2 separate regions of the Homo sapiens genome follow, and region 1 is linked to region 2. A link is an interaction called in ENCODE POLR2A ChIA-PET data of the cell type or tissue named here. Cell type or tissue: B cell. All regions are shown on one strand. Each heading gives the region's core, and the rest is flanking DNA. Links, peaks and the distances in the headings are about the cores only.

What was found. Peaks named below come from ENCODE experiments on the same cell type or tissue, not always from the same donor. Only the 100,000 strongest peaks of a DNase experiment are listed, where the experiment ranks them.
Region 1: POLR2A ChIA-PET joins it to region 2 with 7 read pairs; 1 of 35 experiments calls an interaction of 5 or more read pairs at or near these places.

What each region holds. Positions count from the first base shown.
Region 1 is chr5:159,119,273-159,122,194 of GRCh38, reverse strand. No RefSeq gene overlaps it. Among named protein-coding and RNA genes, the nearest start is that of LINC02202, 20 kb to the right of the region's middle. In B cell, for the core only: no CTCF peak of the experiment used is centred there; no DNase peak of the experiment used is centred there; H3K27ac peaks cover 501 bases.
Region 2 is chr5:159,054,980-159,057,901 of GRCh38, reverse strand. The region is part of intron 6 of EBF1 (EBF transcription factor 1); the gene reads left to right. Among named protein-coding and RNA genes, the nearest start is that of EBF1, 43 kb to the left of the region's middle. In B cell, for the core only: no CTCF peak of the experiment used is centred there; a DNase peak (open chromatin) is centred at 1,481; H3K27ac peaks cover 1,119 bases.

The sequences.
Region 1 (2,922 bases), core at 136-2,635, 64 kb before region 2:
GAGTCTCACTTGGTAGTCCAAGCTGGACTACAGTGGTAGTGCGATCTTGGCTCACTGCAACCTCTGCCTCCCAGGTGCAAGCGATTCTCCCGTCTCAGCCTCCCGAGTAGCTGGGATTACAGGTGTCCACCACCAAGCCCAGATAATTTTTGTATTTTCAGTAGAGACAGGGTTTCGCCATATTGGCCAGACTGGTCTCGAACTCCTGACCTCAAGTGATCTGCCTGCTTTGACTCCCAAAGTGCTGGGATTACAGGTGTGAGCCACCGCTCCTGGCATCATTATGATTTTTAATCCTGAATATTTATCATTATTCCATTACAGTAGTCCCACCTTATTCACAGGACATACTTTTGAAGACACCCAGTGGATGACTGGAACTGCTAATAGTGCCAAACCCTATCAATACTATGTTTTTTGCTATATATGCTTACCTATGATAGAGTTTAATTTATAAATTAAGCACAATAAGAGATGAACAACAATAGCTAATAATAAAATAGAACAATTATAACAACATACGGTAATGAAAGTTATGTGAGTGTGGTCTCTCTCAGAATATCTTATTGTACTATACTCATCTATTTTCTTCAATTTTTTTTTAACTCAATGGTTCTTTTAGAGACATATACTTGCCTATTTTCAGATCATGGTTGACCCTGGGTAATTGAAACGCAGGAAAGTGAAACCTGGGATAAGGAGGGACTGCTGAAATTTCCCCTACTCATTTGGAAGTAACACACGCTAGTTCTATAATGTGTAGTTGTTACCTTATATTATGGATTGAATTGTTTCCCTCCAAAAGATACACTGAAGACTTAACCTCCCACCTCCACTCGGTAACCTTATTTTGAAATAGGGTCTTGCAGATGTAATCAAATTAAGATGAGGTCATCAGGGTGCAACCTAATCCAATATGGCTGGCGTCCTAGTAAGAGGAGATGGCAGTGACATATGGGGAAGATAGCCCAGTGAAGACAGAGTCAGAGATTGGAGTAATACTGCCACAAGCCAAGGAATGCCTGAGACTACTAGAGGCTAGAAAAAGCAAAGAGGGCTTCTTCCCAAGAGCCTTCAGAGAGAACATAGCCCTGCCAACACCTTGATTTTGGACTTCTAGCCTCTGATACTATGAAAGAATATATTTCTGTTGTTTAAGTCCCCCAGTTTGTGGTACTCTGTTATGGCAGGGGTAGGAAACTAATCCTAGAAATTCCAACCTCCATAATTAGTGTACCAAAGTTTACAAGTGATCAGAATGTTATTCCCTTCCTGGACAAACGTGGAACACAGGGAAACCACAAAGAAGAACCTTTTATTATTTCTGTATTTCCCTTCTTCAAACTCATATGCTTTTGTTGTCCAGTACTTTAATCAATCCCCCCTTTTCCCCACTAGAAATTCTCATTGCTATTTTATACAGTCGATGCTTATTTTGTTTACCCACATTACCTACTTGCTTTGTTCCACAAAGTTTGATGCATCTCAGATCTTCTTTCCGGTGTCATTGTCTTCCTGCCTAGGTACAGCAAGTGATTTTCTGTAGTGAGAATCTGCTGACAACAAATTCTGTCAGGTTTAGTTTCACTTTCACTGGGTGTAGAATTCTATGTGGCAACGATTTTATTTTGGTACACTTAAGACACCATTTCACTATCTTCTCTCTACCATTACTGCTGCTGAGAGAAGAGCTAGCTCTTCGTTGGAATCATTCTAATTGCCATTCTTTAAAAAGTTACTTATCAGGCTGGGCGCGGTGGCTCATGCCTCTAATCTGTGTGTCAGGAATTGGTGGGTTCTTGGTCTCACTGACTTCAGGAATGAAGCCACGGACCCTCGCCGTGAGTGTTACAGTTCTTAAAGACAGCGCTTTCCTTCAGATGTTCGGATGTGTTCGGAGTTTCTTCCTTCTGGTGGGTTCCTGGTCTCACTAGCTCAGGAGTGAAACTGCAGACCTTTGCGGTGAGTGTTACAGCTCATAAAGGCAGTGTGGACCCAAAGCGTGAACAGCAGCAAGATTCACTGGGAAAAGTGAAAGAACAACACTTCCACAGTGTGGAAGTGGACTCCAGACCCTTGCCACTGCTGGCTTGGGCAGCTTGCTTTTATTCTCTTATCTGGCACCACCCACATCCTGCTGATTGGTCCATTTTACAGAGAGCCGATTGGTCTGTTTTGCAGAGAGCTGAATGGTCTGTTTTGACAGGGTGCTGATTGGTGGGTTTACAATCCCTGAGCTAGATACAAAAGTTCTCCATGTCCCCCCACTAGATTAGCTAGATACTGAGTGTCCATTGGTGTATTTACATACAAACCCTGAGCTAGACGCAGAGTGCTGATTGGTGCATTTACAAACCTTGAGCTAGATACAGAGTGCCGATTGGTGCATTCACAATCCCTTAGCTAGACATAAAGATTCTCCAAGTCCCCACCAGATTAACTAGATACAGAGTGCCGATTGGTGCATTCATAAACCCTGAGCTAGACACAGGGTGCTGATTGGCGTGTTTACAAACCTTGAGCTAGATACAGAGTGCTGATTGGTGTATTTACAATCCCTTAGCTAGACATAAAGGTTCTCCAAGTCCCCACCAGACTCAGGAACCCAGCTGGCTTCACTCAGTGGATCCCGCACCAGGGCCACAGGTGGAGCTGCCTGCCAGTCCCATGCGCCCTGCACCCGCACTCCTCAGCCCTTAGGCGGTCGATGGGACTGGGTGCCGTGGAGCAGGGAGCGGTGCTCCTCCAGGAGGCTGGGGCTGCGCAGGAGCCCATGGCAGGTGGGGGGAGGCTCATGCATGGCAGGCTGCAGGTCCCGAGCCCTGCCCTGCGGGGGCAGCTAAGGCCAGGTGAGAAATCAAGCACAGCAGCTGCTGGCCCAGGTGCTAAGCCCCTCACTGCCCAGGGCTTGCAGGCGGGCCC
Region 2 (2,922 bases), core at 114-2,613:
GAGGTAAGCAGGATTTTTTTGTATCATTTCACAAATATGGAGAATGAATAGCTTAAGAACGCTAATACATAGCCTAGCTAGATCCCAAAGGCAGGTTTTCCAAAAAATCTAGATTCCTGTAGGAAGAGACCACGATTCCATTTAAGCTGAGTGGACTCTCAGAGATTACAGTTCAGCCCCTTCATTTTAAAGATGAGAAAGCTGAGGCCAAGAGAAGCACAGCAATGTTGCCCAAAGACCTAATTAGTCTCAGAGCCAGGACCATAAGCCAAGTCCCTGGCTCTGGTTCCAGTGGCTTTTCTACTACTACTCTGGGCCATCTGGGTCCTGCTCTGCTCTCCATTTCACCTTGTGTGCAATCAGCCTTAGGGAAGGGTACAACGTGTCTTTTCTGGGTTTGGGTCCAAGGAAGCCCCTAAGTCCTGTATCTCTAACAAGGCCTAGCATTGTGCACGGAGCACAAGTTAAATTGTTTCTCAGAAATTATAACAGTCCGTCAGGCGCGGTGGCTCATGCTTAGTAATCCCAGCACTTTTGGAGGCTGAGGCAGGTGGATCACCTGAGATTAGGAGTTCGAGACCAGCCTGGCCAAAATGGCAAAACCTCGTCTCTACTAAAAATACAAAAATGAGCTTGGTATGATGGCACATGCCTGTAATCTCAGCTACTCAGGAGGCTGAGGCAGGAGAATCACTTGAACCCAGGAGGCGGAGGTTGCAGTGAGCCAAGATGGTGCCATTGCACTTCAGCCTGGGTGACAGAGTGAGACTCCATCTCAAAAAAAAAAAAAAAAAAAAGAAAAGAAAAGAAAAGAAAGAAATTATAACAGTCACAGGGAGGAGGAAGCTACAGAATATCCCATCATAAAATATTACTTTATTTTTAAAAGCCCACATATTTCATTTATTTGCAACTGTGCTTGTTCATACTATGTCATATAACACCGTGCGACAAATTGCAATTTTTGTTTTTGTTTGCCAGAGGTATTTCATCAATAGTCATCTTTCAGTAGGAATTTTACAAAAGGTCTTTCTATTCCAGATGTCTTACCATGAGCAGTTGTCTCTGACTATTATCTTTCTCTGGAAGGTACTGACATACATAAATATTGACGTTGGCAATTTTCAAAGTAAGTCTTAATAAAATTTTTCTTTTATTTAAACCTAAACAAATTGAAAGTACCCTTTCCAAAAATAATAATAAAGGAAGTGAGGCATTGTTGCAGAATATAATTCTGAAAAAATTGTAGTGAAAGGGGAAAAAAGTACACTGTATTTCTTCCTACTCAAACCACTTTTGTGTACAGTTTTGCCTAAGCCCGAAGAGGTTTGTCACACATTTGGAATTGCCAAGGAAGGGCAGAAGTCATGGGTATGGTGCTGAGAGAAATTATTAGCCCCTGGCATAGTCTCATGCTGAACTGCAGGAGAATGATTCCAGAAGGCAAAGGGGCATTCATTCGCCTGGTAAGCTAGAGGGAGAGGTGGGGAGTTGGCAGCTTCTGTACTGTTTCAGAGTATGGGGCAAAGGAGGAAGTGACAATTATTTCACCTCTGAATTATTTGACTATCTGGTCTGGCTGAAAAGATTGTGCTGATTTGGAAAAATTTAATTTTTTCCGTCTCCACAGAAATATATGACTGAATGTAGTCAACCAACTAAATCTTTCTTCCCAGTATCAATCCACTAAAATTAATTTTAAAAGGTGGAATTTTGAATTTATGTATACTCTTTTCTTCTCTTTTTCTCTTCCCAAATTGTCATAAATCATTCAACAGGCTGGATTCCTTTCTGCTCCCAAATAGTTTGATACCAGAAGCCAGAAAGGATAATCATGCTAAACCTATTAAAAAATGGTTTCATGTAGGGTTAGTCTCTCCTTTAGAAACCATTGTTTACATTCACAGAGGTGGTGAGGACAAGCAGCTGTTGAGTTCATTGACCTCAGACAGGAGAAACAAAGGACCCAGCATGTTAATTTATTCAATAAATGTTCGTGAAGCATCTACTATATAAAATAAGTTGTACCCCCAATCCCAGATTGGGGACTGCCCCAGAAGCACTTTGTGGTCCTCCCAGGGCACTCACCTATTAAGGAAATTGGATTTGGTGTAGAATCTCTTTCTCTTTTCCAAATCACCACCAAATCCATTGCCATTCATCTTTCTCCTGCCATTACCTGGCCATTCCCAGGGTAAGGTCCCACCTCCAAAAAGAGATTTAAAGTAATTCACTACTCATCAGATTTAGTGTAGGTTAATTCCCTACTATGCTAATAATTTTCATCTTCAAGGTACTAATAGTTCTAATATGAACCCAAATTTGTGCATATTCTTCTGTTAAGGAGAAAGCATGCTTTGGTTCTGTTAAAGGCTCGACACATTAAATTGCTCATTCTGATATGGGACTTCTCATTCATTATGAAATGAGAAGGAACCTCATGTAGAATGCTGAACTGGGACACAGGAGACCTGGTTTTGAGTACTGCCCCTGCTGTTATTTAGATATGTGAGCCTCTGTGTCTGTGTGTCTCTTAACTTCTCTGGATTTCAGCTTTCTTATTTATAGAACGAGAGAAGTAAACACTTAGGATCTTTAAGGTTACCTCTCTCAATGACTTTAATCCTCTCTACCCTTATAAATCTGGTTACCTCTCATATCTGACATTGGACAGTACCTATTATTAAACATGTGCTTAAGTAGCATGTACTATAAGGTAAATAGCAACCTCACAGAGGTCAGAACTGAATAACCAACAATATTCTCAATCAACTTTCAGTTCTTCTTCCTTACCTCATCCAAGGGATCAGCCAGGTAATAAGAAGATAAGGCAGCAGGTACAGCCCATGTCTATTGCTAAAATCTACCTTAAGGCAGGAAGCTAGTGGGTGAGATCTTTAGATGATGCACCTTACAAGGCTA